Regions from separate parts of the Mus musculus genome. Here region 2 is linked to region 1. The links are chromatin loops, found by intact Hi-C in ENCODE. Cell type or tissue: left cerebral cortex. All regions are shown on one strand.

Region 1 (2,500 bases):
GTTAAAATGCTTACTTGGGACAAACACTGAAAATTAATATGCTAAAAGTATATTGCTTTCAGAGAGGGGATATGTTACTTCAATGATAACTTCTCCCAGATTGCTTTAGTGCAGTTACTAAGTTGGTTGTAGCTAACCCTAGGAAATAGCCTACACTGTGTGTAAGGTGAGTTAGAATCTGAGGTAAAAAAGAGTCTGTCACCCAAGCCCTGCCCCCACAACCCAACAAACAAATCAGCTTTCAATAGAAGAGTGATACAAGAATTTCCATTTCAATAATGTCATCAAGATGAAAATTGTAGCTTTTCCTGTAAAGGGAAAAGATGCTGACATCTGATAATTTCTGACTCCATGCTGGTTCTAGATGGATTTGGAGAATGGATCCCATCTGAAAAAGCAATACAGAGCTATCGAACTGATCCTGAAGTCACCACAGAGGACAGTACTCTTGGACCCTAGATCAACAGAGGAAATTTCATTCCTTTCCTGTCAACATGTAATTCAAAAAGCTACACTAAAGGTAAAATCTAGACACAGCGCTCAAAGGAGGATATGGGAATTCCTTTGATAAGAGTCAACAATACAGTATTTCTGGGTTCCCAGCCTTGGACCTGTAGCTGATGTACTAAGAGGAGGTCTCCACACAGATGACATTTTATAGTTCAAATGAGAAGCAAGTATCCAGCTTTATAGACCTGACAAAAACAGATAGATTTGCAGTTGGCTGAAGAGATGGTAGATTTATGCGTTTAAGAAACATGATGATGGCTTGAGGAATACTGAAGAGTTCTTTGTACTAAAATATATTGAGTTGGGCCTGATGGCACATGCACTCAGGACACAGAGAGAGATGAGTCTCTGTGAGTTCGAGGCCAGCCTGGTCTACAGAGAAGATTCCAGGACAGCTAGGGCTGCACAGAAAAACCCTGTATCAAATAAAATTCTATCTGTCTGCCTGCCTGCCTCTCTGTCATCTATCTATCTATCTATCTATCTATCTATCTATCTATCTATCTATCTATCTATCTATCTATCTATCTATCTTTCTTCAGTCTTTCTTACAAAAATAATGGGTTTCTTCATGTCATTATGATGTGTGCATGTCTCTCACTGCGACCATAGCCACCTGCAGCTTTCTGACACATCCTTTAGGAAAGAGGGTAGGAAATTGAAACAGCAAACAGCACAGCAGGATTTTAACAGTGTTGTCTATTTCTAGTGTTCTCTGTTTTATAGTTATTTAGTTAGCCCAGACCAGACTGTGGAGCAGTGTATTTAAATGCCACATTTTAAGGATGTATTTACCATATTCAAGTCTGTATTTACCATATTGACTTTTAAACTTTCAGTTCTGGGAAGTTAGAGTGGCAACACATGTGACAGGCAGCAGTAACCCTTATTGTGTGGCTCACGTTCTCGCCTGCTCTTCTCACACATGGAGATAGCCATCTGTAGCTGTCTATCTCTTGGTTACCACTCCAGATAGCTCCTTGGCGGACCTCAAGAGCCATCTCGAGCAGGCTCTCTACTCATCTCTGCAGCTCTGAGTTGCAGCTGGGTGCTATGTAGGCTGCATCTGTGCTTTCTGTGGATGAGTCAGTTCTTTTCTCTGGAGGCAGCAGTCCCTGATGTTGTAGACGTTCCCACTGCTGTTAATCTCTGGAACTCCAATGGAGAGACTATAGAAATCTAACTACACAATAAGTGGCCAGGAAGACACTCAGAGAAAGGCAAAGAATGCCTTCATTTCTAGATAGCAAAGTAACTGTATCACCCTTCTTCAAGGTACTCACCCTGCTTCGGGTGCTGTGGGTCAGGGTGATCAGGAGACTTATGGACTATCTCCCATTACACGTATGCAATTCATCACAAAATAGAACTATACCAAAAGCATTATATAAGGAGGTGGTAATGTAACCTGAAGCCAAAGAGGTGGAAATTTGTGTGAGCGTCAATGGAAGAGGAAACTGTGAGAATTAGTTTTGTGACAGAATTAGACATCACTTCTCCCAATTTACTAAGTCCAGCTCTTGATTTGTTACCATGGCGATCAAAATATGAGCACAGGGCAGGGAGTCTATCCTGATGGCATGACATTGACTTTAACCATTCCCTACAACACATCATGTGAATAATAAATTGGCAAGTACATCATTGCTGATAAAAGTCTAAAAATGTTTGGGATAAAAACGAGGCGTCCCTGATGACCATGTATGTTGAAGTCCCACAAGAAGTATTCTTGAATCTGTTGTAGTGAGCATATCCTTCCTGTGTTTGTCATAAACTCTTGGCTCATCTGGTCTGAGGATCATTTACCCAGAAGGGGGCAGACTATTTAGCATCCTAACCTGTGTTTGGAGTTAACAGAAGAGAACTAGAGAAAAATGTGATTTCTGTGCTCTGTGATGCTTTTTTCATGAGGGTGAGGTCTGCAGTCAGCCTTTGCTTCCCGAGTCAATTTACACTTCAGCCTAAAAGTGATGAGATGTGTAGTCTTGGT
Region 2 (2,500 bases), 1.2 Mb after region 1:
AGATGCCCCTCAACAGAGGAATGGATACAGAAAATGTGGTACATTTACACAATGGAGTACTACTCAGCTATTCAAAAGAATGAATTTATGAAATTCCTAGGCAAATGGATGGACCTGGAGGGCATCATCCTGAGTGAGGTAACCCAATCATAAAAGAACTCTCACAATATGTACTTACTGATAAGTGGATATTAGCCCAGAAACTTAGAATACCCAAGATATAAGATACAATTTGCTAAACGCATGAAACTCAAGAAGAATGAAGACCAAAGTGTGGACACTTTGCCCCTTCTTAGAATTGGGAACAAAACACCCCTGAAAGGAGTTACAGAGACAAAGTTTGGAGCTGAGACGAAAGGATGGACCATCTAGAGACTGCCATATCCGGGGATACATCCCATAATCAGCCTCCAAACACTGACACCATTGCATATACTAGCAAGATTTTGCTGAAAGGACCCAGATATGGCTGTCTCTTGTGAGACTATGCCGGGGCCTGGCAAACACAGAAGTGGATGCTCACAGCTATTGAATGGATCACAGGGCTCCAATGGAGGAGCTGAAGGGATCTGCAATCCTATAGGTGGAACAACAATATGAACTAACCAGTACTCCCAGGAGCTCGTGTCTCTAGCTGCATATGAATCAGAAGATGGCCTAGTTGGCCATCAGTGGAAAGACAAGCCCATTGGTCGTACAAACTTTATATGCCTCAGTACAGGGGAATGCCAGAGCCTAGAAGTGGGAGTGGGTGGGTGGGGGAGTAGGGGAGGGAGTGTATGGGGGACTTTTGGGATAGCATTGGAAATGTAAAAGAAATAAATACCCAATTTAAAAAAAAAAGAAGGCAAAAAAAAAAGAAAAAGAAAAAGAAAAAGAAGATGTTCTCTTCCAAAGGAATGGAAATAAAGAATAAGGTTGCTGCTGACTGCACATGGAATACTCATCTTTTCTCATGTATGCTTGTTTAAAACAAGAGGGCTTAAAAGCTCTGTCTGGTATTGTGTTCCCAAATGTGATAACTAATGACCTCTTATGATTTTTCTTTCACTTTATATGAGAACAACTTATCAAATGTTATCCTTTTTTTCCACTGTTAGTTTCTCAGCCTTTCATGCTTTGCTGCATCTTTTTGCTTTTTATTCCAGGAGAGGAAAGCAACGATCTAATGCTCCTAACGCCTCTTAACCATGCAGCTGGTTCAGATTTTCTTTTCTCTTCGTTTCTATCATTTGAGGTTAGGTACATGATCAGAAGGCACCTTAGACAAGGCAGATAACTATGACCTCTGTCCATGGCCTGCAGGAAGGAGCAAGCCTTTGCTTTGGAAGGAGTGGAGTGGGCCTTATACAAACACTGCAATCTTAGTCTATAGAAACGGACTATACTCAAAAACATTGCCTTGCTTAATTACCAATCTCATGGTGTGTTAAATATCTAAAAATAACTATCCATTGTCCTTCTTTGCTGAGAGTTGAAATCACAGCAGGAGGGCCATGAAGAGAGAAGATGTTTTTAAAACTTGGATAGTTTCCCAGGATTTTTTTTTTTTTAAGATTCCTACTTTCCAAAAATACAAGGTAACTTCAGTGATTTTCCAAGCTGTTATGGGGGTTGGAAAGAGCAAGTTGGCATATTCTCTGCCCCCTTAGGGCACAGGGTTATCTGCCTTCCTTCCCAGTTTAGCAGCCCATGTATGCATTTTGTTAACAGAAATTCGGGTGTTCTAAACTCAGTAGCCATCAACATAAACCCTGTAGCTCAGGATTAGAAAATATGTTTTGGGGGAGCCTGATTTTCTTAAAATATACCCATTATTAGAAACCACTACTGTTTTGCGAAAACATTTCATCTAACAACATTTCTTTTTTAAATAATATTGCCTGGTTCTTTTCCAGCTTTGTAAACTATGGCCAAGAGCAGCCGCAACAGCCACAGTAATGGCAGGAGGCACTTCCAGCCCCGGGCTCTGTTTCTTTTAGTGTGTAGAGTAGCTGGCATCCTGATGTCAGCTGAATTTTTCAGAATTTGCATTCTTTATTTCTATTCTTTATTATTTATGCATATTAATTGTACAGATCACTAGGTTTCACTATGACCTTTCTATACATGATTATATAGTCCTTTGGTCATATATAACCCTTCCTATATCTTAATTACTATAGAATGACCACCTGTTTCTGAGATTTGAAAGCTTGAATGCAGGTATTGTTGGGTATAGGATTAATTTTCACAGTCATGTCCTACCTATGGATAGCAGCACTCTAAAGTTTACAAAACATTTTCCTATATGGCCTACATTCCTCTCAAATTCAGGTTGCACAAGATTAAGAGGTGTGTGCAATCTGATTGGGGAGACAACATTAGAACACATTCAGTTTTGGTTTTTTGTTTGTTTGTTTGTTTTTGTTTTTTTCAGCTGATGAGGTAGTATTTACCTAATACTCCACCGGGCATTGTGCAACATTTTACATGTTTTGCCTTCTGTGAGCCTCAGAAA

Evidence for each region. A loop is a pair of places that touch in the nucleus more often than their neighbours do. Peaks named below come from ENCODE experiments on the same cell type or tissue, not always from the same donor. Only the 100,000 strongest peaks of a DNase experiment are listed, where the experiment ranks them.
Region 2: it touches region 1 in a loop (13-fold over the local background); 4 of 42 quality-filtered maps call a loop at or near these places.

What each region holds. Positions count from the first base shown.
Region 1 is chr8:27,299,758-27,302,257 of GRCm38, forward strand. No RefSeq gene overlaps it. Among named protein-coding and RNA genes, the nearest start is that of Eif4ebp1, 41 kb to the left of the region's middle. In left cerebral cortex, no CTCF peak of the experiment used is centred here; a DNase peak (open chromatin) is centred at 1,551.
Region 2 is chr8:28,509,512-28,512,011 of GRCm38, forward strand. No RefSeq gene overlaps it. Among named protein-coding and RNA genes, the nearest start is that of Gm26795, 83 kb to the right of the region's middle. In left cerebral cortex, no CTCF peak of the experiment used is centred here; a DNase peak (open chromatin) is centred at 1,522.